2 separate regions of the Homo sapiens genome follow, and region 2 is linked to region 1. Evidence: chromatin loops called from intact Hi-C (ENCODE). Cell type or tissue: tibial artery. All regions are shown on one strand. Links, peaks and the distances in the headings refer to the core of each region. The heading gives the core; the rest is flanking DNA. Region 1 has its middle 18 kb from the start of FAM241B. Region 2 has its middle 33 kb from the start of LINC02651.

Region 1 (11,499 bases), core at 6,500-11,499:
AGTCAGACACACGAGCTGCCGCTGTGGGGTGGGCAGCTCCAGGTGCCAGCAGGCACAGGTGCCGGCTCTCTGGGAGGCTGTGGCTGGACCAGGTGTACCACAAGCCGCTTCCCCAGCTGACACTGCAGAATGTGGTGGTGCCTAGAAGCTTGGAGATGCCAGGAACCGCAGGGCCCCAAAGAGGGAGTCACAGCCCTGGCTCAGGGAGCTCCCAGGTTTGGGGTCCCCAAAGGGCTGCAGCTGTTCTCTTCTTCTCTTCACCCACAACTTGGAGAGCAAGGGGCATGTTTCAGCCCTGTTTGTGTTACAGGTCTTTTAGCCTTGCCATTTGGGAAGTCCTCAGTTCTTGCCCTGTGTCCAGGAAGAATGAGGTACACAGACACGTGGAGGGTGAGCAAGATGAAGAGGAGCTTTACTGAGCAATGGAACAGCTCAGAGGAGACCCACAGTGAGCAACTCCCCTCTGTAGCCAGGGTGTCCATACAAGTGTTCAGCTCTCAGCAGAGAGGGTAGCTTCTCTCTACAGCTGTAATGCTGGTTGTCCCAACGTCTCTTCAGCTCTCAGCAGAGAGGATAGCTCCTCTCTGCAGCTGATTGTCCCATCCTCTCTCCATCTTCTAGTTGAGTCTCGCTGAGTCTGGGGTTTTTATGGGCTTGAGAAGGGAGGAAATGTGTGCTGATAGATCCATGCGCAGCCATGGGCAGGCCCAAGGAAAAGCACCACAAGTTTGCCCCTCTGGTTCACAGGACTGGTGGCCCAGCCCCCCGGCTTCAGGACCTCCCCAGCTTGAAGGTGTGTCTTCATCGGGGACCCACCCTCTTTTGCCCAGGAGCCTGTCTGCCTCCTGCCCCTGCTGAGGGCACCCAGGCCATTCATACCAAGGGGTGCCTGCAGGCCAGTGCTGAGCTGTCCTCACACCCTCTCAGCCTCTTTCTTGTGCTTGTCAGTGCCCAAAGTCCAGAGAGGGCTGAGGAGGCAGGGGGCTGGCACGTCAGCACTACCCTGAGTGTGTGCACACCCAGCTGGGCTGTGACAGCGCCGGGCTTGGTCCCATCCTTACTCTGAGATCGGAGTGGGTGCTGGTAGTGGGGAGAGGCCAGGCAGTGGAAGCAGACACCTTCAAGCCTGCAGGGATAAGGGGGGGCCTTCCTAGGCACCAGAGACTGCAGAGATGCCTGGGTCCACAGTCACAGCTGGGCGACTGCAGCTGTGCCCAGGAGGGCAGGACTCTTGCCTGCTCCTGGCCCCCAAAAGCATGGGGAGGCCAGGTCCACAGCAACAACTTGGGCAGCTGCAGCCACGCCCGGCTCCTGCCAGCTCTACCCTGGGCCCAGGTCTGCCTCAGGGCCCCTCTCTGCTGGCCCCTCTGCCTCTAACTGTGCTGCTCCCCCACCATCAGGTGACTCTGCCCGGCCCCATTGCAGTGGCCCCCAGGGCAGCGGACTCTGGGAGGCTCCCAGGGGCAGGCTCCAGGGACTGTCTGCCTCCTCCCTGCAGCAGAAGTGGGCGACAGTGGCAATGTAGAGGCAGAGTCCAGAGCGGCGGAGGCTCCAGGCCTGGCAGTGGGTCCCACTCAGCCACACAACTGTGAGAAAGGTGCAGTCAGCTGCCTCGGGTATGGGGGGCACAGGGGATGCAGGGCACAGGGATCCCACTGCCACCACTGCCACTCCCACATCTGCTCTTGTGGCCACCGCCTGCACCCCACTGCTGCAGCCAGTGCAATGGCAGCAGCCGCTCCGAGCAGCCCGCCGCTGCTAATCAGCTTGACCCAGGGGCTCAAAAATGTCACCAAGGACCTAGTTTCATTGTTTCACCTCTGCTTCTCATGGCTTTATCTTTATCATAAGGCTGACTTCCTGTGTGATCTCAAGGTGACTTTTAGAATCTCCCTTGACTACATGCTCATCTCTCACATCAGAGACAGAGACAAGAGACAAGAGAGAGAGAACCTCTCAGCAGGCAAAGCAGATGTCCCGAGATTCACTCTGATTGAACCACATGTCCACCCAGGAGCCAGTGGCCGAGGCCAAGAATGGAATATGCTGGCTGGTGTGAACCCAGCGGGATCCATTTCTACCAGAAGCTGGAGCAGAGTTCGCTGCGTCCGCAGCATAAGGGCTTTGTGCAGGACAGGTGGATCCTCAGGGAATAACAGGGCCCTGGGACGAAAGCAGAGGAGCAGGTCGTGGCAGCCAGAAAAGCCCAGTGTACCTTCCCCAGTCCCCAGGGTGCAGGCTGCTCACCCTGACTCTGAGCCCCCAGGAGCCCTGTTTCCTGCTTTCCCTGCACTGTTGTCACACGCACATTAGACTATGAACATGGTGACAGCAAGAACCACCACTTATTGACCTCTATATGCCCCAGTCTCAGGACTTTTCTCAGGCCTCGTACTTGACAGGCATTCGGCCAATGCTTGTTCAATGGCAAAACCCAGACAAAGCTGCCCATGCAGGACTCCCATGACATAGACGTCCCTCTGCCCAAAGTGGCCATAACAACTTCCTGTTTGTTTTAAAACATGGATGCTTATTCTTTTCCTTGCGTGATTTCTTAATTTGGGAAATGAAGTATGACTCCAGGAAGCGGGTTTGTAGGTGCCTCACTGCCTGTGCTTCCTGCTCCCGGCAGAGGTGGGACGGAGGTTTGCAGCTTCCTCCAGATGCCCACATCCCCCCGGGGTGGCGGATGACATAAATGTGGTTACTCCCAAGCCCAATCACGGCATCCATGCAGCAGAGACATTGGGGCAGCCCCAGGAAACCCAGCGTTGGGCACATCACAAGCTTGGACTCTGGGACTAAAAACAGCCTCAGGCAAGGATCAAAGAGTTCTTCCCACCGTGGAAGAAACCCCAGGGGACGTGAGCTCATCACATACTCTCCAGATGGGGGGTCTCCAGATGGGGGACGGGCTGGCTGGCCAAATGTCACTGTCTCCTTTGCTACATTCTTTATCTAGTCCACAGGGTTCCAATAGTGGCCGAAGACCCACAGCTTCGCCCCTACCCCACCAGCCTCATCAGGCCTGTCCTAGGGCCATGAGGGAAGAAAGGACCCGAGACTGGCTCCTAGGCCTCAGCCAGTCCATCAACCAAGGAAGTGCTCAGTCACATGCCCAAGGGGACCTGGAGACTGTAGTGGGCTACCCCCCAGACCTCCCTGCACAGACCAGCTGTGTAACCCCTTGCTCCTATTCCTCAACCTACCCTCCCCACTGCACCCCCACCCCCCAGGGCTGGCCAGTAGAAATAGGGCCAGAACATAAGAAATTGTTAGGAATTGAGTAGCATGCAGCCCCAAGACACACTCCTGCTCTTCTTCAAGGCAGCTGTAGACACCACTTACTCTTCAACCAATCTTTGTCTTGCCGCTTGAAAAGTGTAAACAAGGAGGGACAAGGCAGTCATAGCCCCAAGGAAGGGGCCGCAAGCTAGCACTGGTATCCTAGGAGCCAGGCAGCTGGAATTTGAGGAGAAAGCTGCAGGATGTCCGGCAGGTGGCCTCACTCCTCTGCACTTTCTAGGCATTGCCAAGGGCAAGAGCCGCAGGGAGATGTGGAAGGAGAGGGAAGCATTTTGCACTCCAGGCAGGGTTCAGGGCAAAGTGAACAGGAGTAAGGTCCATGTTCCTGACTTTGAGTGGAGGGTGGGGCAGAGGGGTGACACTCAGACACCCACTGCCACTGAGCCACCCTCACCCCTCAAAGACTTGTCTAAGATGCAGCAGCTCAGCTTCTGTCTGCTTTACTCATGGGGCTTCTGAACAAGAAGGCGAGGGGGATTCAAAGGGGTACACTGCACACGCTTTTGATGAGCATCTCTGGGGCTCCAGGGCTCCTACCGTGGCTGGGGAGGAAACTCAGGCTGGAGGGGAGTCATTGGAGGGCAGTGGGGGCAGTCAGGCAGAACTTCAAGAACCTCAGAGGGACATCTCCCCCTCAACCCTGTCCTCGCCCACAGGAAAGCACGGCACTGGGCAACAGCCAATGAGAGTGAAGGGCATGGGCTGCATTCCCTGGGGCTGTGTACAAATCCCACTTTTCAAAACCAGTTTCAGTTCCAGGCTTTGTCCTGTGGGGTGGTGGTGTGTCGGGGCTTTGGCCCGAGGGGAGCCAGCTGAAGGCACCTGGTGGGGTCAGGCTTCCTGCTGAGCCCCTCATCCAAGCAGGCCTGGGTCCCCCTTCAGAAGCCACCACAGCCAGGCCTGTTGGGGCTTTCATTTTTCTTTGGAAAATTCTTTAGGCTACTTTGCATTTATCCCCATAGACTGCTCCCCTCAACACACACACAAACACACACACAAACACACACATACTCATAAAACACAAGCAACCCACAAGGCCTTTCTATGCTACTGTGGATTCCCACCCATCCTTCTCAGTGTATGCACATTCCTTTGGGATAATTTTATGTATTGTGGATAAAAATTATGTGTGTATTTTTATCTTGCTCTGTCCACTGGATATATCACCTACATATTTTAATATGTAAACACTGAGTGATAGCACTGGCTATTTTAAAAAAGAAAACCTCGCCGGGCATGGTGGCTCACGCCTGTAATCCCAGCACTTTGGGAGGCCAAGGCGGGCAGATCATGAGGTCAAAAGATCGAGACCATCCTGGCCAACATGGTGAAACCCCGTCTCTACTAAAAATACAAAAATTAGCTGAGCATGGTGGTGCGCACCTGTAGTCCCAGCTACTCGGGAGGCTGAGGCAGGAGAATCGCTTGAACCTGGGAGGTGGAGGTTGCAGTGAGCTGAGATAGTGCCACTGCTCTCCAGCCTGGGCAACAGAGCAAGAATCCATCTCAAAAGAAAACAGAAAAAGAAAAAGAAAACAACTGGAGAAGGTGATGCCTTAACCCCAAATGATTCTTAAATGGGATTATTCAAGGCACTGCAGCCTGAGGGCCGGGGGTAGAGGAAGAGAAGAGAGGGTTGAAAATGCTAGTTCTGAAAAGCTCTAAGCACAGGGTGCGCCGGGTGTCCAAGGAGAAACAGCTGGCCCTGGTCCTGGGCCTAGGGCCTGTTCTGTCTGCCTCCTGGCCCCACCTCTCCTAGGTGAGGGAAATGGTGACACCTGGAAGCAGCCCCAGAAGCCTCCAGGGTGGGGCCTCAGCCAATCCCACCCCGAGGACGTCCCCTTGAGCACCATTCAGCCACAGAGGAGAAGACAGGCTCAGCAGACAGGGGCAGAGCCCAGATCCCTGCTGAAGGGTGGAGGGCCCAGGTTCCATAAAAAGGAAATGCAGGGCCCAGCACGGTGGCTCACACCTGTAATCCCAGCACTTTGGGAAGCCAAGACAGGTGGGCTACTTGAGCTCAGGAGTTCAAGACCAGCCTGGGCAACATGGCAAAATGCCATCCCTACAAAAAATACAAAAATTAGCTGGGTGTGGTGGCATATACCTGTGGTCCCAGCTACTCAAGAGGCTGAGGTAGGAGGATCACTTGAGCCCAGGATGTCGAGGCTGCAGTGAGCTGAGATCACACCACTGCACTCCAGTCTGGGCAACAGAGAGAGGCCTGTCTCTGGAAAAGAAAAAAAAAAACAAAAAAGAAATTCAGAAACTCAAAAGCAAAATTAGGCATAAAAGTGAAAACTTGTTTAGAATGAGAGAAGTCCAAACAAATAACAAGATTTAAGGAGCTGAGAAATTCCACAAACTTCGCGAAATTCAAAACAATATTCCAGACCCTGAATCTGCCTCTGCACCTTCCCAGCCACATGCTCCTCCATGCCCCACCTGCCACACTCCCCACCAGCAAAAGGGCCTGCTCAGGTCAACCCCAAACACTGCACCTTCTTGCCTAGCACAATAGGCAGGAAGAATGTGCCTGGAAGCCATTCCCACCCCACGATGGCCTTGACCTTGACCTTGACCATACATGGCAGTGCCACGAGCATGTAAATACATCTCCCTAAACCCAAATAGACTCCCCAACTCAGCATTCCCTTAGCCAGGTCCCAGTGGTTCCCTACCTGGCCACTTGTCAGTGCTCTTAACTGATTTCAGTTAAAGTACTTTATACAATTTTTACAAAAACATGTGACCATGTGGACCCATTATTGCTAGGGCCACCCCCAGAGCCTTGTGAGGCTCCAGTGCACCGAAGGGCCCCCAGGCTGAAGCTTCATCAGCTTCCGACGGCTCCACCCCTGCTGGGGACCATCACTCTTCACTGCACACTTTGTCTGGCTGGCTTCTGCTGCAGTGTAAATGTCACCTCCTCCTGACCCCTAGCCTAAAGTAGGCATATGCTGTTCTCTATCAAAGAACCTAGGTTTTGCCTGCGTGGTATTTTTCACAATTTGTAGCTATATCCTTGTGTATTTATTGTTTGATGTCTGTCTCTCCCACCAGACTGTTGTTCCCCAGAAGGCAGGGACCACATCTGTCTTGTCCACCATGGGTTTCCAAAACCTAGTGCCTATTAAGCCCCCATCCATAATGACAGGGTGAGTAAAAGGTGCGCCGCTTCATGATTCTGAGTTACACTTTGTAAGTGGCAGAGTAGGTGCTGGATGAGCTGCTCCCTCATCACCCGCCTCTGCTGAGCCATCTCCTCTCAACAGGAAAAGCTAACTGCCTGCTAAGTCCACGCACGCACAAAGATACAAAAACCTAAAATAAAACAACAGAAAGGAGGAAACGATACCAGGGATATCATGGGGAATCATCTATGGAACACCATCCCTTTATAATGTTTATTAGAAATATGAAAAATATCATACAAAATAGAGAAACATAAGAGCAGTGCTTCTGAACAAATCAATCGGGAAGTTCTGGAAGGCTCAAAAGTAAGCAAGACGGAGACACAGGGTGGAATGGGTTAAACCCACTATGCACACATGAAACACACTACATGATATAAACATTTCTTAGAAATATGAAATTCAGCTGGAAAATAGATTGGCCAAAGGCATAAGAAAGAGGAAGAAAGAGAGTGAAAGAGAGGGAGAGTGAAAGGGAGAAAGCAATCATTAAGAACTCAAAATTTAGCAAAATGAGAAAAGTTACCTAAAAGACTCATGATTCTCAGCCTGAGCTCATACCAGTCTGTCCTGTCTGCAGTGTGGCACATGTGAGGAACAGAACTTTCAGGCTTGTCATCAGCCTGACAATGCTCGTGTGGAGTTGGTTTTGGGCCTGGCACGGGAGTGGGGAGGCCACCAACCCTCATGCCACTCCACAGAAAGGCCTCCTGGGGCCTCAACTCTGCTCACTGGGAACTCTCACTCCCAGAGGGGAATCCAGGAGTCCAGGAGCAGAGAGCTGATATTCCTCCTGTCCCCAGGCCTGTTTCCATGGTGACAGCGACCCTCACGCTGTGAACACCAAGAAGGGAAGCCAGATCACAGGTCCTTGGAAGCAGAGCAAGCTCTCCCTCCTGGGGGCCTCCTTGCCAGCTCCTCTCAGCCCCAGCCCCCAGCCCCCAGCCCCCAGCACGGAAGTCCTTTGTCTCTAGCTGTGTCTGTAACTGCCTTGCTGCCCCTCGGCCTCCCCTCCAGCCCCCCTTCTCTGTCTGCCGAGTAGCACATGTTCTCCCGCCTCCTGATTGATCTACTCAGGGAGAATGGGGGGAAACGACTCTTTAATTAATCTCCTGCCTTAATTAATTATTGTAATGGCTTTCAACTTGGGGGGAACGAGGGCCACAATGTACTTAACATGTTTTTATGTCGACGAACACATTTTCTACTTTGCAGAGAAAGAAGAGGCCTGTTTTGGGTTTGGGGCTGCGGAGTGATTTATAAAGGGCATTAACACCAGAGGACTCCTGCTGCGGACTCATGGGTTGGCTTTCTCTGGTGACCAACTTTCACCCTCCACCTCTCCCTCTCCCTTCGAGCTCCCCCAGTCTGCCCACCTCTCATTCCTCCCTTTCCGGTACTTCTCCCTCTTCTAACCTACCTCTTTTGCCTGGATTCACTTTGCTCGTTATTCCCACCTCACCCTCTCACTCTCACTCTTTCTCCAAAGACCCTTAAGGAAAATGGCCGCCGAGCAGAAGCTCTGAGGGTTGGCGTGCATTGGCGGCATGGAACAAGTCAGGGGCCTGGAAGGACACTGTGGGCAGAAAAGGTGGGCACCGGGTCAGCTTTGGCCTGTTTCTCTGTGGTGACCACTCACGCACCCTATGAAAGGCGGAGAAGGTTACCAGGAATACCTCGTATAAATAAAATGCTTTCCAGGCCTCAGTGGCCCTGGGTGTGAAGCCCTTTGGAGAAGGCTTCAGGTTCGCCGTGAGTGGGGAAAACGCTGTCTGGGCTAGCGGAATTTCTGGAGAGAAGAAGAAGAAGTAAAGAAGAAAAACAGTCCCACAAATCACTCCTCAGTGAGGTGAGAGTATCCACGGCAACCCGCCCAGGGCTGAGCACCAAGGAGGCAGGAGATGTACCGTCACCATGGAAACCACATCCTAGAAACTCACTGGTATTGGTCCCTGTTTGCCTCTGCAGATGAGGTGCTGGGGGTGGGGGCTAGACCTGCAGGGTCCCTGGAGGAACTGGGACGAGGTGAGCGTGAGGAAAGAGATAAGAAGGGGCAGGAGAGATGAGCGAGGGGAGAGGACAGGAAGGAGAGATGGAGAGAGCGCAGGAAAGGTGAAGGGAGGAGGGGAAGTTCCCAGGAATGAGACAGCCTCTCTCAGGGGCATCCTGAGCTCTCTGGCCCTTCCCCAGCAGGGGACGAAGTGCCCTGTGCCAAGCGAGGGGGTGTGCCGGGGAGCTGAGCCAGGTGAAAAGGCCTGAGCTGAGGCCCAGGCTGAGTCTTGCTGTTGGAGAGAGGCACCCACCCATCCTGGCTGCTTTTATTCCATCTCTGGTTATCATCTAGTCAAGATGAGTAAATGGAGCACACCTGGGCGCCCATTCACTGCCCACACTGCAACCTTCCAAAGGGTCTGGGACCAGAGGAACCCAATGTGCGGTCTCCAGTCCCTCCCCTGCCCCTGGGTGCCCACGCACAAGCATGCCCGGGCGGGAGGGTGATTGGAAGCTGAGCTCCAAAGCTGGCCTCTTGCCCTAATTACACCCAGATCCCGGGTTGCCATTCTCTTTTTCTGGAAATTAAGTGGCAGCTGGGTGCCTAGCGCCACCTTCTGGCAGCCATGATCAGAAATGGCTGGTCCCAGCAGGACCTCCACAGCAGAGCCAGGGATCCGCTCTTCAAGCCAGGCGTCAAACTAGGACCCTCCACCAAACGCCCTTCGGATGGCCTGTGGGCCAGATGAACTGTTCAGTCAAAGAAGCCACAGAGCGCATCCAGTTTAGAGAACCAGCACCAGCTCTGACACTGATGGGCTGTGTGATCTTGGCAAGCCCGTTGCCTCACTGGCCTTCAGTGTCCCATCTGTGCAACAGAGGCTTGGGCCAAATTGCCCAGCAGAGGTCTGAGTGCCTTGACTCCAGCCAGAATCTAGTCCCTACCTGGGGTATTCTGTGGAGTCTGAGGGGAGAAGCTAGAACCCCTCCTCCAGTGTCCCTCAGAACCGCTCCATGGCCCGGGGGCTCTGTAAGCCCCACATGGTTCAAGGGGGCCCAGCACAGGCGGGTATCAGTTTCCTATCACCTTCCCCTTATCAGGCAGGCCCCGCCAAGAAGCGGGCAGAAATGGAAGCCGCAGGACACACAGCACCCACTGCAAGGCATGCCCCTGCCCTCCTCCTAGACCACGGCAGCCCCACCTGCCCTCCTCTGTAGTCTGAAAGAACCCCTGGACCACAAGGCTCCTAGAAATCGGCTAGAGGAGGAGGAGCACTGGAGAACTGGCATTCTCCCAGTTGATGCTGGCACCTCCTGCCCTTCCTCCATTTTCTGCAGGTGAAGCCCCACTTCAGGACAAGGGGCCAAGTGTACGATGCTTCCTCAGCACCTGTGACTGAGCACACGGCTACTGAGCTGCCTGCTGGCAATCAAGGGAGCCAGCCAGGGCTGCAGGAGGGGGGTCTAGAGGGGACTGTGGTCACCCTGGTGTCCTGGAAAGTCACTAGGTAAGTGAATAGAGGTTCTGAGTTGGAGAGCCAAGTTCAAATCACAGCTTTCCGTTAGTAGTTCCACAATCTCATGATGTCTTCTCATCTGCTAGTTGAAGAAAATGGCAGAATCTTCCTCTCAGCGTTCTGCTGAGGATTAAGCAAGGTCATGTATGTACAGCCCTTAGCAGCACTCATCGTCACAGACTCCAATTCAGAAGATTCCAGATTTGGGCCAGGCCAACTCTGACTCATCCCAATATTAAGAGCATGTTTAAAGTACAATCTTGAGTGTTCCTTCCATCAGTAACTACTTATTGAGCACCTACTACATGCCAAGCACTGCGGTGGACCGCAGGACTAGAACAACAAAGAAGACAGACACGAGGCCAGATTTCATGGAGCTTCTCACCTGGTGGGAGGCAAGGGAGAGTCGTGAATAAACATCAAACAAGGACACAAAGAATGAGTTTCTCTGCATTGTGATGAGGAAGCAAAGACGCCAAGGGAGCATATGACCAGGAAGCTGACCTCGTCTGGGTGGTCACGGATGATTTGTCTTCACCTCTTTCTTCTTCCTGCTGATGGGAATGACAGCACGATGGCTGGAGCTTTGCAGCCATCTTGAACGATGAGGCACAGGTGCTGGATGAGGGGCCTGCATTCCTGATAACCTTGTGAAGGTACCTAAGCCCCCTCTGTATTCTCTACTCCTAACTTACAGGGAGAAAATGACTTTTATATTGTCTAAAGATGGTGTTGTTTTCACTGAACTGCTGAAGTGGAGTTAGTGTTGCACACACCGCCTCTTCATTAGACTGTAAGAACCTTGGGGGAAGATGGAGGGCAGCACCCAGCACAGGGCCTTCCTATAGAAGGGAGTCTCAGTGGCTATTTGTGGAATTCGCTGATTAAGCAGGAAGGAGTTGAGAGGAGACAGAAGAATCACTGGACAGACAAATCAAGGGACAAGAAGCTTGAACCATTTCTAGAGACGTCTGAGGACGGAGCCGAAAGAAGGTGAGACAGAGACTCAGCAGCCAAGGACAGGGCCTGATTGAACAAGTTAAAGGACTTGAACCCAGGGAGATAAGTGACTTCTGAAACAAGTACCTTAAGGTGTTGGAGGGCTCCTCAGGGACAGCTTGATGCTGACTGTGGCCTTGAGTGTAATGTCCAAGGAAGACCCAAGAAATGGGGAGCAGAGGGACCTGGGTTTAAATCCTGCCACTTAACAGCTGAGTGAGTTCAGGTAAGTTCCCTGCCTCTCTGAGTCTTAAGTTTATCAATACAACAACTTAAATAGATGGGATAATATGTGTGAAATCCTCTACACCCTGCCTGGTACATGGTAGGCACCCAATCAATTGTAATCGTGGCCATCAAGCTATCAGGTGCTATGGTTGATGGACTTAAGGTGACCCCATGATCCCAGCCTCCTGGTGTTCATGCGTTTCTGTGATCCCCTCCCCTGGTGAGTGGGACCTGTGACTGGCTTCCAACCAACAGAACACGGC
Region 2 (16,720 bases), core at 6,342-11,341, 72 kb before region 1:
AAATAGAAAAAATACTGTATGATTCCATTTACGTGAGGTAACTAGAGGAGCCAAATTCACAGAGATAGAAAGCAGAATGGTGGTTACCAGGGGCTGGAGGGGAAGGAGGAATGGGAGTGTTCATGTTTAATGGGTAGAGGGTTTCGGTTTTACAAGTTGGAAAAGTTCTGGAGATAGATGGTAGCGATGGCTACACAACAATGTCATTGTGTTTAATGTCACTAAACTGTATACCTAAAAATTATTAAAATGGTAAGTTTTAGTCTATGTATATTTTATCATTATTTAATAAAGCTTTTAAAAAGAAGCAAAGAAAGCCCCACAGAAGACATGCTGAACTCAAAACTTTCCTTTCAGAAGCCATGGCTGCCCCGAAGCCCTCAAATCATGCCAAGGGCACAGCTGGGTTTTGCTTTCCTTCCCCTCTGCCTTATTTTTCTCCCTCCTCACTCTTGCTGCTGGGGGTTGCACCCCACAATAAAACATTAGCACATAAATTTGACCACAGGCTGTGTTTCCAGGGGAACCTAGGATAAAGTACTTACCTTTGCAAAGCCAGCACAATACCTAGCAAAAATAAGTGCTAGGGAATATTTGTTGGATGGATGGATTGGATGGATGGATGGATTGGATGGATGGATGGAGGGATGGATGGATGGATGGATGGATGGATGGATGGATGGATGGATGGATGGGCTTTGCTAGTAGAATGCAGTAAGGAACTCTCTCTTGATTAGAGAAGCAAATGTAGATACCTACATATTCAAGCTCAAAACACTGGTCCACACAGTCAGGAAAACACTGTCCCGCATAGGCTGCCCCATTCTCCCACATACCAGAAACTCCCATCAGGCACTCCCCTGACCTGTCTATAGCTCTGTCTCTTCCAGATCAAGACTTCTGTGAATGAGCCAAGGCTGTGTTTGTAGAGGTGGAAAAGAGATTGCTGACGAATGGAAGACAACTCTGCAGTGGACAGAAACCCTCCTGGAAAATGACGTCGGAGCAAACACACGTGTTTTGTGCACCAAATGCTGCCCTGAGCACTGTGTGGGTAAACTCTCCTAGTCCTCACAGCACCCCTATTACAAATGAGGAAACTGAGACAGAGGTGAAGTTGCCTCCTCAAAGTCACCCAGCCAGTAAGAAGCTGAGACAGGGTTCGAACTCATGGCCACCTGCTCCAACAGGGTGCTCCCACCACCATTCTTGTGGACAGTGGAGGCAATTTTGTTCTTTGTCAGCCTGATCTAGTGATCCTGGTTATCCCACCATCCCAGTCAGGGCAGCCTTTGAGTAAGCTGGGCTTCCCCTCTCCTGGGTGGCCTTCACAAATCCCTGTAACATTTGGCTTGACAGAGGAGATCCACCCCAAACATCTACTCAGGAGAGAGACCTGAACGACTCCTTTCTCTCTGCTGGGATCTGTAGGAAGGGGAAGGATGGAGGAGAGGCTCCAGTCTGGGTGGAGATTTCTGAGCCCCCTCTTGCAAAGGCTTCTCCGTTATCTGAATGGAAGGCCTCTGGGGATTTTTCCTCAGGTGGAGGAAAGTGGAGAAGACAGGGCAAGGAGTGAGGAAGAGAGGCCAAGAGCACGAGGTGGCTTCACCCCTTCCCTGCCAGGCCCGATGTGAGGAGACCCGAGAGGACTTTGCCCCCACATACACTTGGCTGGCTCCTTCTTGTCATTCAGGTGACAATTCAAATATCACCTCCCCCAGGAAGCCTTCCTTTATCACAGTCTAAAGCAACCCCTCACGCCATCCTGCCCAGGACCATCAGTCATTGTCTACATGGCACTTAACACTCTTGTACGTTGGCTTCCTATTTGTTTGCGTGTTTCTGGTCTGCCTCCTGGAACTATAATGCATGTGCCATGAGACGAGGGACTCCATGCTTAGCTGTGTCCAGCACCTCCACCGTGCCCAGCACACTGTGAGTGCTTGGGAAATATTTGCAAAATGAATGACTGGGAATGTCAACAAGCACTTGCTAAGTCTCAGGCAAAAGAAACCAACCATAAAACAATCTTCTAAATGTAATGGATGATACAAAGGGGGAAGATCAGATAAATGTGTTCTGTTTGCTATTTCTAGTTGATGCTGAATTTTTTTTCTACTTTGCATAAACTCAGGAGATGGACACAAGAGACTACCTTCTGATCAGGTAGATCAGAAACAGACTGGATTATGCAGTTGAACAAGTTGTGCCACCCACGCTGCAGTCTTGAAGAAGGGCACTCCCTGGAGTTGTGCAGTGCACAACCTGTGCTCTGGAGCAGGCAGCCCTGATAACTGTGTGTGAAAGAGAAAGACAACAGGAAAGGAAAGAAAGAGATATTTTGGTTTGTAGAAGGAAGGATTGGAACAGACCTAGGTAACCATCTACTTTAACTGCTCTCCTCATTTTTTTCCAAATTAAAAAATTACAATAAGCTGGGCATGATGGCTCACGCCTGTAATCCCAGCACTTTGGGAGGCCAAGGTGGGCGGATCACTAGGTCAAGAGATCGAGACCAGCCTGGCCAACATGGTGAAACCCCATCTCTACTAAAAATACAAAAATTAGCTGGGTGTGGTGGCATGCGCCTGTAATTCCAGCTACTTGGGAAGCTGAGCCAGGAGAATCGCTTGAACCTGGGAGGCAGAGGTTGCAGTGAGCTGAGATCATGCCACTGTACTCCAGCCTGGGCAACAGATCGAGACTCCATCTCAAAAAAAAAAAAAAAAAAAAACAGTAAAATGCATATAATAAAATTTACCAATTTAACTATTTAGGTATACAGTTCAGTGGTATTGAACACACTCATAATGTGCATCCGTCACCACTATCTCCACAATTCTTTACATTTGCAAAACTGAAACTCTATCCCCACTAAACAAAAACTCCCCTCTCCTCCTTCCCCCAGGCCCCAGCTACCACCAGTCTACCTTCTGTCTCTCTGAATTTGACTATTCTGGTTACCATCCACAAGTGAAATCATACAGTATTTGTCTCTCTGGGACTGGTTTACTTCATTTGGCATCATGTCCTCCAGGTTCCTCCGTGTCGTAGCATGTGCCAGAGTTTCCTTCCTTGTCAAGGCCGAATAATATCCCACTGTATGTATTCTCCCTCTCATTTTACAAGTGAGAAAAATGAGACCCGGAGATGTGAAACAACTTCACAGAGCAAAAAAGAAACAAAGCCAGCCAGAGCTCCACAAAGTGCTAATAACATCAACACCTTCGTGTCTCTGATTAGTTTGTCACCTTGTAGTGGTAAAGAAGACCTTTCACTCCATGTGTTTCCAGGACCCTGGTCCAAAGTTGTGGTTGAAAACTTACACTGCTCAAAGGCGGCAACCAGGTCTCCAACTGAGTAAACTACAAAAGGTCAGAGACAGTACCTGTCTCATTCACCACCGAAGCCCCTGCCCCCGGGGGACCCAAGCTCAAGGGTGGTATGCAGTAGGCACTCAGATAATGACAGCAAACCTTTCCTCAGCCCTTCCTACCTGCCAAGTGCTGTTTTAAGCACGTTACCACTTTATATCCAGTATTAACTCATTGAATCCTCTCAGCGCCCTTATGAAGCAAGTTTTAGTGACATCTCCATGGGGAAACTGAGGCACAGAGTGGTTACGTAGCTCATGCACGATACACAGCAGTAATGAATAAACAAGTAAACAAATGAACCTGTTATGTTGTCATTGAGACCTTCTAAAATATCCCCCCCAGGACCTCAGAGTCTCGTCCCTCCCATGGCTGAGGAGCTGCCTAGCGCTGTTAACAGCGCTCATAGTTTGGGGAGGAGCCTTGATAGAGTCTCAAGATGAGGAGCGCAGCAGGCCTGCGGAGGAAGTGTATTTTGTTTGCTATTCTGGAGGCGCTAAGTGGGAAGGTGGCAGGGCCCTGTCCACACACTCACACACACACCGTGTCTCAGCTGACAGGAAGAGGAAATGCCTTGCATTTTCCAGCCCCTTGTCCCCAGGCCAAACCTAAATGCCAGCCTAAAAATACAGCCTGGAAGCAGAGCTGTGATAACAGCTCTCTCCTGTCTCTGTCACCACCTCCCCTTCCCTTACCCCCTCAGGTTTATTTTCGAATGAGGACACCGCATAGAAGTAACTTGATGCTGGTGAAACCTGAGTGCTTTCCTTTCATGTCTCCTTCCATTCAGGTTTCTGGAGGGGAAGAGAAGGAAAGGAGGGAAGCATGGCTGCCTTTGTCCAGGAGGAAAGCAAAGGGGATGGGGTGGACAGCAGTACAAACAGGCCCTTTCGGCCTGATTTAGTGACCTGGTTGGCAATGAGAATTTGTCATGCTGAGTGCCATGCCAGGCACGGTGTAGAGAGCTGGAGTCAAATATACCATCCCTGTCCCCAAGGCACTTTCACGCTCAACAGGGCTTGCACCAAAACACTGGAAAGAAGAGCGCAATGCCCTGGGGCAAACATTGGGGTCCTCCAACCAGTTATAAAAGGTCACCCCTGCCAGGGCCAATAAAAGCCAAGGAGGAGTAAATGCTTGAAAACTTCCCTGCTACCCATTACTGGAAACAAGGCAAGGATGTCCACTTTTGCCATTCCTACTTAACATTGCACTGGGGTTGCAGCCAGTGTAATAAGGCAAGAAAAAGAAATTTAAAACATCCAGATTTGAAAGGAAGAAGTAAACTGTCTTTATTTGCAGATAACATAAATGTCTACATAGAAAATCCTATAGGTGCCTGTAATCCCAGCTACTTGGGAGGCTGAGGCAGGAGGCAGAGGTTGCAGTGAGCTGAGACTGCCCCACTGCACACCAGCCTGGGCAACAAGAATGAAACTTTGTCTCAAAGAAAAAAAAAAGAAAATCATATAAAACTTACAAAAAAGGTACTAGAATTAATAAGTGAGTAGGAAGATTATAGAATTTAAGATCATTATACAAAAATCAATTGTATTTCGAATATACTAGCAACCAAGAATCAGAAATTGAAATTTAAAATACTACCATAGGCTGGGCTTGGTGGCTCATGCCTGTAATCCCAGCACTTTGGGAGGCCAAGGTGGGTGGATCACCTGAGGTCAGGAGTTCAAGATCAGCCTGGCCAACATGGTGAAACAAAGTCTCTATTAAAAATACAAAAAATTAGCCAGGCATGATGATGGGCACCTGTAATCCCAGCTACTTGGGAGGCTGAGGCAGGAGAATCTTTCGAACCCGGGAGGTGGAGGTTCTAGTGAGTCGAGATGGCACCATTGCGCTCCAGCCTGGGCAACAAGAGCAAAACTCTGTCTCAAATAAAATAAAATAAAATAAAATAAAATAAAATAAAATAAAATACTACCATTTACAATAGAATGAAAAAATATGAAATACTTAGGGATAAATCTGGCAAAAGATGTGTAAGACCTTACACTGAGAACTACAAAGCACTGCTGAGTGAAATTATAAAGCTAAATAAATTGAGAGATATACTGTGTTCTTGGATTGGAAGACAATATTATAAGACAATATTTCCACCGAATTGATATATAGAATCAATAAAATCCCCATTAAATCAATAAAATCCCCGTTAAAATCCCAGTAGGGTTTTTGTAGACATTGACAAACTGATTCTAAAGTTATATGGAAATACAAAGGATGTAGAACAGCCAAAACAACTTTGAAAAAGAACAATATTGAAAGACTTACTCTATGTGATTGTATGACTTATTAAAAACTATAGTAATCAAGACAATAGGGTATTGGTATGAAGATAGACAATAGATCAATAGTGGACATTTAGTCTGGAACGAGAGATAGGGGTCATTCTTACAGAGTCAGAAGGCAGCCCAGGTACACAGTCCAATCACCAGGTAAGCACCAGCGGACAGGTCCATCTTAGTAAAGGCTATGGCCAAACATCCACCCACAGAGAAGGAGATCTGTACCTGGGAGAAAGTAATAGAGTCTAAAAGTAGACCCACTTGTATGTGATCAACTGATTTTTGACAGAGGTGCCGGGTAATGCGTAAAAGATAATCTTTTCAACAAATGGTGCTGGAACAATTAGACAATTAGATACCCACATGCAAAAATAAATAAATAAATAGGAACTTGAATTCATAAATAACTTAGATTCATAACTTGCACCATATATAAAAGTTAGCTCAAAAGAACATAGACCTAAATGTAAGAGCTAAATTTACAAAATTAGAAGAAAACATAGGAGGAACCCTAGTGACTTGGATTTGGAAAAGGTTTTATAAATGTAATGCAAAAAGCACAAACTATTAAAAATAAATACATTGGGCTTCAAAATTTTAAAAGTTTGCTCTTCAAAAATATATGCTTATGAAAATGAAATGGCAAACCACACACTGGGAAAAATATTTGCAACAAATTTATCCAGCAAAGGCCTTATATCTAGACTATATATAAAGAATTCTTACAACTCAATCAAACAGCAAACAACCCCATTTTTAATTATTTATTTATTTATTTTAATTTTTTTTTTTTTGAGATGAAGTCTCTCTCTGTCGCCCAAACTGGAGTGCAAAGGTATGATCTCAGCTCACTGCAACCTCCACCTCCCGGGTTCAAGTGATTCTCCCGCCTCAGCCTCCCGGGTAGCTGGGATTACAGGCACCAGCCATCATGCCCAGCTAATTTTTGTATTTTTGGAGAGACAGAGTTTCATCATGATGGCCAGGCTGGTCTTGAACTCCTGACCTCAGGTGATCCATCTGCCTCAGCCTTCCAAAGTGCTGGGATTACAGTTGTGAGCCACTGCGCCTGGCCGAACCCAATTTTTTAAGTGGGCAAAATATTTGAACTGACATTTCACCAAAGAAGATATGTGGATAACAAATAAGCATGTGAAAAGATGCTCAATACCATTAGTCATTAGGAAAATGCAAATTGAACACCCACTAGAGTGGCTAAAAATAGCTTAAAAAGACTAACTTTAGTGAGTGTTGGCCAGCACATGGAGCAACTGGAACTCACACACGCTGCTGCAGAGAATGTAAGATGACATTCCATTACAGAAAACAGTTTAACAACTTCTTTCCACCCAAGAAAAATGAAAGCATTTGCCCATGTGTGCATGAATGCTCATAGCAGCTTTCTTTGTAATAGCCAAAAACTGGGAACAACTCAAACGTCCATCAGCAGATGAATGGAAATACAAATTGTGGTCCTTCCACACAATGGAACACCACTCAGTGATAAAGAGCCATGAACTGCTGACACACACAGTAATGTGGATGGCCACCAAATTAATTAGGCAGAATAAAAGAAATTGGACCCAAGAAAGTATACACTGTATGCATCCATTAATAGAACATTCTAGAAAAATTCAAATTCATCTATAGTGACAGAAAGCAGATCAACTTTTGAGGGTGATAAGGATGTTCACTGTCTTGATTGTGGTGATCGTTTCACAATGTATACATATGTCAACATTTTTTATTAAGTTGAACACTTTAAATATAGGCAATTCATGCTCTATCAGTTATACCTCGATAAAGCTATTTTTAAAGTGTTTTTTTAAAAAGATAAGGGCGAGGTGCAGTGGCTCATGCCTGTAATCCCAGCAATTTGAGAGACCCAGGTGGGAAGATTGCTTGAGCCCAGGAGTTCAAGACCAGCCTGGGCAACATGGTGAAGCCCCATTTCTACGAAATAGTACAAAAATTAACGGGTGTGGAAGTGCGTATCTGTGGTCCCAGCTACTCAGGTGGCTGAGGTGGGAGGATCAATTGAGCCTGGAAGGTCGAGGCTGCAGTGAGCCGTGATTGTGCCACTGTACTCTAGCCTGGGCAACAAACAAGACCCTGTCTCCAAGTAAATAAATAAAGGGAAGAATAGGCCTAGGCAAGGATTCTAAACTAATTTTTGGTTATGGTCCTTTGAGAATCTGATGGAAAACCACATAAAATTGGACACACACAAATCCCACACAATTCCAGGTGGGTTTGTGGACCCTCAGTGGCCTGCGGCGCCCACCCTCAGGCCCCAGGTTTCACGCCCCTGGTCTACAGTAGCATCAATGACCACACGTGTTCACATGCTGACTCTCCACCCTAAAATAATGCTGGACCCCTTCCCCTCGGTATAGCTCACCCTCCCCTGGGCCAAGAACATGCATTTATGACAAAGTTGATAGATATTACAGTAAGACACTGCACCCTGAGAGAGAGCCACAGGGTGGGCCCACCATGGAGTCAAGCCCAGAGGGCTGGCCATTGGTGCACTGCGTGCTGACCCCTGAACTACGGGCCCATAGCATCATGAAAGCTCAGAGCAGCCATCCTGGGGGAGCTGGAGGAAACAGGGACATGTTCTGCTTTCTCGGTCTTCTTCTTCTGCCTTGGTCTCCCAGACACGGGCCTCCTTCACTGTGGCCAGAGGCTTGGCCATAGCCTTTAGTGAGCCGGACCTACCTGCTGGTGCTTACCTGGTGATTGGACTCTGGATGCAGTCTGATCCCTGACTTTGTAAGAATGCCCGTTGGTCCTAGCCCCAGACTGAATTCTAACTCTCATCACCACTGCTCCTAACACTGACCCCACATTGACTCAAGTGCGTTACAAACCACAAGGGAGTCCAGATCAGGAACTGTGGGTGCTCAGAGCAGCTGAGCCTTCTTGGAGACACAGAACAAAAGCTGTGTTTTCAATCCTGTTGCCTCGAAGCCTGAGCCAGTGCAGGTGGATCGGTGCTGACGGTGATGATAACGAGAAGGAAAAGGTGAAACGGGCAGAAAGAGCCTCAGTGTGATTTGGCTGCGTGAGCAAATCCGTCCCACCCTTCAGAGTCTCAACCTGCGATCCTTCGTCTAAACTGGATTTTGGCTCTGCAGACCCTGAAATAGGAAGACAAAGAAGAGACACAGAACAGCCCTCCCTGCCCTCCCCTGATTTACCCCATTCTACCTGAGTCCCTGGGGAGAAATGCTCAAACCCAAACCTCCCAGCAGAGGGCGCCCTGTGCCTTCTAACTCGGCACAGTGGCGGTTTCCTGGGTGCCAGGAGGGGAGTCCTTGGTTCCCAGGTGCCCAGCCAGGCCGAATGGCAGGAGGAGGGAGCTTCTGGCCAAACCGCTCCTGAGACTCCCCTCCTGGTCCCTCCTGAGTTGTCAACTGTCTGTGCCTTGTGGTGGATGGTGTCGGTGGGTTCAGAGATGCCTTTGGCTGGGACCGTGCAGGGAGGATGCTCTCTCTCTATCCCCTCAAAGTTCCCTAGTGGTTAGTGGGCACCCACCCACAAAAACACTGTAGGGCTCTGGCTGCCCCAGCCTGCCCCATGCCTAAGGAACTAGCTTCCTGCCCTCCAACAGGGTCTAATCTGAGAATCCTGGACCACATAAAAACGCACACCTGTTGGGGTGAGGGACGGTGCCAGCTCAGTGGCTCTATCCTAGCTGCCCATCACAGTCACCTGAAAAGCTCTGTAAACACACCAGTACCTGGTTCGCTCTCCACCAATAAGCAGAGATTCTGGAGGTAGGGCCCAGGAGAAGTATTTTTCTCAGGTCCCAGGGCTGAGAACCAAGGGACAGAGGCTCTGCCGGATGGCTCAGCCCTTGTGCTCCAAGTGTGGCCCCAGGACACAGCATCGCCTGGGAGCTTGTTAGAAATGCGGGGTCTTGGGCCCCACCTCACGCCTCCTCACCCGGGAGCTGCAGCTTCACAAGATCTCCAGGTGATTCACGGCACATAAAAGTTTGGGAAGTGCTGACTCCTGACACCAAGAGGTTGATTTTGTGATTGGGCTGTGGGAAGCAGACCAAAAATAGTTGCCACATGGCACGTGAACAAGTGTTAGCAGAACAGAGAGAGCTGCAGGACATTTAAAAATGGGAGCCCTCTGAGTGCCGGAGTATTCAGAAGGCTTCTTGGTGGAGGCAGAATTTCAGCAGCCTTGAAGTCAGGTCAGTGAAGAGGGTGAGGAGATATTTCAGGAGGGGTCATGGCTCAGTGAGGGCCCCGGGGAGGAAAGCACATGGCGCATCGGGACACAGCGAAGAGGCAGCCTGGGGGAGAAGGACCTCCTTAGAGAGCAGGCAGAAGTCCACCTGGACAGGGAGTTTGGAGCCAGCCAAGGGGACCCGTGACTGTTGGGCAGAGGAGTTAGAGTTTTCTCTGTAGGCAAAGGGGAGCAATTGAAGATTCTTGAGCAGCAAAATAGCCTGTAAATAAGAGCTTTGAAAAATATACCAGAAAAAAAATGGGAGGAGAGATGGAACAGAATGGCCCGCTTTCCCCATAGTCCCAGACAGGGTGATTAATAAAGAAAACAAGAAAAGGAATAGCTACATTTTTCTGGTGCTTACTATATTCCCAGCATGATTCCAAGTGCTTGCTTTGGTTACAAGTAGAGTTGACGTTCAGCCGGTGCACACCAGCAAGCTTCTGGGTGGCATCTTAACTGAGGGGTCAGAGTCTCCAAAGCCCCTATTGTGAAACATGTTGAATGTCATCCCTGGTTAAATCTAGGCCTCTGTCCAACAGACCACGTGCAACCCCCAGCACAGTCAAGTAGCACAACCACAAGGAGCCTTGATTTCTCCTGTGTTAAATGGAGTTAGCAGTAACTGCACCCCATGGAGTTTCAGTGAAGATTGAAGAAGGCCATTTATGTAACACGCTTAGCAAAATGTCTGGCGCAAAATGTGTGGATAAATGGAGCTATTGTCATTCGGCAGAGCCTCGTGTGAGGGAGTGATGCTGGAGACTGGAGGCTGAGTGTCTCATCTGTGCCTACTTCAGACTTCTGGACCACCTGCTTCCCTTGCAGGCTGTGGGTAAGGGCTCCATTCCCAAACCCCATCCCATCCTCTTAGCTATGGCCAAGTAGACCCAGCTCCTGGAAGACAGCGTGCTGCTTCAGGATGAAGCCTTCTCACGTCTTTCAGCTTGAACCCCCTTCCTTTGGGCTGACCCCCATTTGCCCGTGAATACCTAGTTCAGTGAACAAAAGAGAAACTGAGTCCAGGGCACAGTCCCTGAGCGCTGAGACTGGATTGGAAGCCCCTACCAACACCCTGTGGCCATTGTCCCCAGCACTACCATCACTGCCATCTTCGGTGTCCTGGCTGCCTCCCCACCATGCTGTGTAAGGACTCTTTGGGTCCCGGAATTCCCAGGCTCAGCGCTGTGGCCTGAAGGCTTGGCCCAGCAATTGGCAGGGCGCAGGCAAGCAATAATATTGAGTGAATGAATGAATGAGCATTCTCTCCTAGAGTTCCTGCATCTGGGGGAAGGTAGTGTGACTTCATGGTTGAGAGCTGTCAGACAACCTGGATTTAAATCCTGGATCTCCCATTTACTAGCTGTGTGACTTGGAGCAAGCTACTTAACCTCTCTGTGCCTCCATCTCTGCGCCTATAAGATGGGCTAATACAGTTGTGATGAATTAATTAATTAATATGCATAAAGCACTCAGCACAGGTTCTGGCAGGGGTAATCTCTCAATAAATCATACCTGGAATTATCATTATGGTGATTATCGTTAACTCTTAGCTCCCTGGGCTTGCAAACAAGCCTGGCTCTTCAGAATAGAGACATCTAGGGTGCAGGAGCCCCCACCACCCTGTCCTTGGCAGGCGGGAGAGGATTTCAGGACAGGCAGCGGCCTGGCCTGCAGGCTGGAAAGGTGTGCTGGGAGGATTCCTCCAGCTGCTTCCTCCCTGTACCCCTCTAACCCAAACTTCCTCTGGGAGTGGATTGAGCTGCAAGGTGACTTCCTTTGCCTGTGATCCTAAGTCCCTCACCTCATTGCATCTGGGACAGAGCCCCGGACTCCATGACCCCCACCTCATTTCCAAAAAGATTAGACCAAGCAGGTTCCCCCACACTTTCCCTTCTTCCCCAACCTCTCCCACCAAGTCATAGGTCAGCATCCCCCAAAATGTGCTCTTTAAGACACAAGTCCTGAGGGGAGCTCCCCAGTCAAGTGCTTCATGTCACAGTTGTTTTTTTGTTTGTTTGTTTGTTTGTTTTGAGACGGAGTCTTGCTCTGTCGCCCAGGCTAGAGTGCAGTGGCGCGATCTCAGCTTACTGCCAGCTCCGCCTCCCGGGTTCATGCCATTCTCCTGCCTCAGCCTTCTGAGTAGCTGGGACTACAGGCGCCCGCCACCACGCCCCGCTAATTTTTTGTATTTTTAATAGAGACAGGGTTTCACCATGTTGGCCAGGATGGTCTCGATCTCCTGACCTCGTGATCCGCCCGCCTTGGCCTCTCAAAGTGCTGGGATTACAGGTGTGAGCCACTGCGACTGGCCCATGTCACAGTTTTATGCTGCAGCCCTAGTGCTTCCTAATGCACATTTGTTACTAAAGGCCCTGACAAGTCCTGCAGCATACAACATTGTTTCTCTCTTGTATCAGCTTCCTAGGGCTGCCATAACATATTACCACAAATGTGATGGCCTAAAAACAACAGAAATTTATCTCTCACCATTCTGGAGGCCACAGATCTGAAATCAAGGAATGGGTAGGACTGTCCTTCCTCAAAAGGCCCTAGAGGAGAATCCTCCCTTGTCTCTTCCAGCTCCTGATGGCTCCAGGCATCTTTTGGTTTGGGGCTGCATGACTCCAGTCTCTGCCTCACTCCTTACGTGCCCCTCTACCCTGCAGGTCTCCCTCACCTTTTACTCATCATTGGATTGGGGCCCGCCCTAAATCCAGGGTAATCTCATCTTGAGACCCTGGATTACATCTGCCGAGTACACTCTTTCCAAATAAGGTCACTTTCACAAGTTCCTGGGGTTAAGACATGGACATACCTTTTGGGGAGCACCATTCAACTCACGACACCTCTGTTCAAGCTAGAGTTTTCCAAACTTTGGTTATGGAATTGTCTCTGACTTTTTAATAAATGTTTATTAATTTATAAGACACGGCCAGGCATGGTGGCTCACACTTGTAATGCCAGCACTTTGGGAGGCTGAGGCGGGCAGATCACGAGATCAGGAGATTGAGACTATCCTGGCCAACACAGTGAAACTCCGTCTCTACTAAAAATACAAAAAAAATTTAGCCAGGCACGATGGCAGGCACCTGTAATCCCAGCTACTCGGGAGGCTGAGGCAGGAGAATCGCTTGAACCCAGGCAGCAGAGGTTGCAGTGAGCCACACTGCACTCCAGAGCCTGGGCGACAGAGTGAGACTCCGTCTCAAAAAAAAAAAAAAAAAAAAAAAGCACACATTTATAAGACATAGTTTGGGAAGCACTTGTCACACATCTGGGAGCACTGGAAGCTACAACCTGGATCGTCCTATCTAGTTACTGCTCCTTGTCTAACATCACCCAGGGAGTCACTGGCAGGGTCCAGGCTGGGACTCTGAAGTCCTGACAACCAGAACACTGCCCCTACTGCCATGCTAATTCCTGAAAGGTCACAGCACTCCTAGGCCCCAGACAAGCTGCCCGTGGCCCATCTGACCCGACAGTCCCAAGACCCACCAACAATGGTCCTCTCTGAGAAGGACGCCAGCCAGGGCCATCCACACACCAGGACAGCTGCCGGCTGAGCATCAGGGAGACCTGGAAAATAAATGATGAGATGGGCTGGGGGCCTGGCTCCCGGGGCTGGAGATTGATGCGGCCACAGCCAAAGCGACATAATGGGCCTTGCGGGCCAGCCGGGCGGGAGATAAAAGGCAAGGGACATAAATAACCCAGGAAAGAAAGGGCGAAAAGCCGGCCCACAGGAATAAATCCCTGGTCCCTGACAGGCTCAGTGTGGGAGTCAGGGCAGTGTCTCTGGGCAGGGGTGGGTGAGAGGGTAGGGGGGCTGCGTGATGGGCTGCCAACCGCCCTCCGCTGCCCTCCCAGGGCTCTTGGTCACACTTGCCCCCACACACCACACTCATGGGGGCAGTAGGGGACGGGATAAAGCCCAGACAGGAAGTCGCCCTCTCTGCCTCAGTTTCCTCCTTGGTAAAATGAGGTGAGGTGCTAGGTCAGTGTTTCTTCAGAGGGGCTTAAGGACCACCTGCATCAACATGACCTGGGAAGCTTGTTTAACATGTGAATTCCTGGGTCCCTCACAGATTTATAAAATAAGAACTTCTGAGGGAGGGTCTAGGACCAGCCCAGCTAACAAGCTTCCCAGGTGGGAAACCTGCTGGAACAGATGAACCCTAATATCCCTGCCATCATATGGATTGGATGGATGGTTGGTTGGATGGATGGATGGATGGATGGATGGATGGATGGATGGATGGATGGATGGATGGATGATGGATGGATGAATGGATGTCTGGTTGAAGAGATGGATGGATGGATGGATGGATGGATAAAGAGATGAGTGGACAGAGAGATGGACAGGCAGAGAGGTAGACGGGCAGATAGGCAAATTGTCAATATGTGGTTAAGTGAATAGATGAATGGATAATAGATGTTTGCTACCATTTATTAACTTCCTATGTGTTAACTTCCTATGTGTTTGCTACCATTTATTAACTTCCTATGTGTGCTTCCTATGTGTTAGGCTGAATGCTTTGCTTGTGTTTATCTACTATAATTCAATTTTTACTCTAATACTCCAAATTCGCAGAAGATTAAACTGACTCAGAAGTTCCATGACCCACCTAGGGTGAGTGCAGCGCCAAAATTCAGCCCAGTCCTGTGCTATCCAGAGCCAGTGCCCCTGACCACCACAGTGTGCTATGCAAGACAGAAGGGACACCGGGACATCCTCCAGTCAATGAGCATGACCAGTGTGTTGTCTTTATGACCCTGACATCTCTTAAGGTAGAATCTGACCCCAAAATTCCCCATCCCATCCCCACTTGGCCCTTACTGTCTCTGTGCCCAGGGGTCTGGGTGAGAGCAAGAAGAGCTTGCAGTCCTCCCAGCTGGAGGCAGTAGGCACTCATTTTTCCTGGTGGCTCATGCACTCCTCCTGTTCTTTTTAGGTGTTCCCAAACCTTCCTACTTCCCCAGTTCTCCAGGGAGCCAGCACTCCTCTAATGTCCCCCACACCACCCCAGCCTTTTGCTCTCCCCTCTGGTGAGGGCCCCACCTGCCTCCCAAGGACCATGGGGAAGACTGGGCCAAGGGTCCCTGAGAAAGGAATTTTGCTGCATTGAGGACTGGGGTCAGGGTGGGGGCTGAACCTGGCCTCTGGACATGATTTTTCAGGAGATTCAAAGAGGAAGGCTCTGCTCAATGGGGCCTGCTGCAGAAGAAAATGGAAACCAGATGTGTGTGCCGTGGGGGGAAAATCTACTCAAGACGGGGGCATTAGCACCTCATTCCCACTATTCTCAGCCATGGCTTCGGATCACTGGAGGGGAGAAGGGCAGGGGGCCTCCCAGCTGCCTTTTTCACTCAGAAGAGAAGAGAGGGGAAGAGAACCTTCCAGATCAGTAGAAAGCTCCAAGCCCTCTGGGAATTCTGGGCTGAACAGACAGAACAAAACAGGAGTTGTGCTGGTCAGGGCCAAGACACGGAGGCCCAAGGCATGAAATTGCTGAGACAAGATCACATAGCATGGCCATTTCGGCAAGATGCGGCCAGTCCTTTGTTCTCCCCCTGGAGTTCCGCCATTGTCATTCCTTCCAAGCAAAACTCCCCTCCCAACCCTTGGTGAATATGAAGCTGCTCCTGGGAAGAGCACAATGTTAAGTCATTTCCAGCCATCCCACTGTGACAGCAAATTAGGTGGTCACAGATCTCTAATTTTAAAGTGGAGAATGATCTCCCATAATCTAGCCTAGTGGTTCTCAATCCTGGCTGCATATTCAAACCACCTGGGGTAGATAGGGAGTGGGGCATTAAAAAAGAAAACACACAGGTGTCCCGGTGCAAGCACAGAGTCTGCTTCAATTGATTGGGGTGGGGCCAGACAATATCTTAAAGCATTCCAAGTGACTCTGTGGTGCAGCTCCACCCAGCCTCTCTCAAGTGCCCCTTTAGCCCTGCTGCTTACAGCCTCTGGCCCCGCAGCATGGGCAACACCTGGGAGCCTCTTAGGAAAGCAGAATCTCAGGCCCCACACTAGACCTCCCAAATCAGAATCTGCACCTGAGTAAGACCTCCAGGTGATTCCCATGCACGTTTAAGTTTGAAAAGTACTGACTTTCCAAGGAAATACTGACCTTGGTTCCCACCTTATCCCGCAGGCCTCTGGACAGAGCAAGCTTCATATTATCTCTCTTCCTTTACCACCCCAACAATCTCCCCCACTGTTCCACCTCCCCGCAAATCCTTTTCAACTGCAGAGGCCGCTTGTCTGCTGGTGGGAAGAAGCAGAGCATGTTTGTACCGGGAGCCCTCTGTCTGCCCAGCCCAGGAGGTCCCAGACCTCTCCCTTCAGAGAGAGCATGTGAGTGATTTACTGCCACAGAAACTGGGACGGAGGGGTGGGGGTGCCAGGGATAGGGCATGGGCTGGCAGCCAGCCTGACCAAACACTACACAGAGGCCACCACTGGGACCCTCGAGAAGTCACACAGCTTCAAACATGCATTAACCATACGCAGAGAAGGATGGGCTGTTTTGTTTTCCTCTTTTAACAAGCGAGGCTTGTTCCAGAGACTGGGACCATATGTTGTCAGGGCTGTTCTGGACCAGGCTGCACCTGCTGATTCTGTTCTCAAGACCCAAACATCCCAGCATGTCCCCACCCTGGTGCTACCCACCCCTGGCTCTGTGCCCTTCCCCACAACCCCATTAGAGTGACCCTGGGCCCATGAACTCCAGGTCATAGGGTCACAATCACAGGGTGAAGCCAGCAGGGCACTTTCTTGTTGCT

Evidence for each region. Hi-C counts contacts between places; a loop is a spot of excess contacts. Peaks named below come from ENCODE experiments on the same cell type or tissue, not always from the same donor. Only the 100,000 strongest peaks of a DNase experiment are listed, where the experiment ranks them.
Region 2: it touches region 1 in a loop (9-fold over the local background); 89 of 110 quality-filtered maps call a loop at or near these places.

What each region holds. Positions count from the first base shown.
Region 1 is chr10:69,642,342-69,653,840 of GRCh38, reverse strand. No RefSeq gene overlaps it. Among named protein-coding and RNA genes, the nearest start is that of FAM241B, 18 kb to the right of the region's middle. RefSeq lists an enhancer at 645-1,326. In tibial artery, for the core only: a CTCF peak has its summit at 9,100 (motif pointing left); a DNase peak (open chromatin) is centred at 7,300; H3K27ac peaks cover 672 bases.
Region 2 is chr10:69,709,355-69,726,074 of GRCh38, reverse strand. No RefSeq gene overlaps it. Among named protein-coding and RNA genes, the nearest start is that of LINC02651, 33 kb to the right of the region's middle. RefSeq lists an enhancer at 15,825-16,324. In tibial artery, for the core only: a CTCF peak has its summit at 8,939 (motif pointing right); DNase peaks (open chromatin) are centred at 8,894, 9,804, 10,364, 10,984 and 1 weaker place; H3K27ac peaks cover 2,339 bases.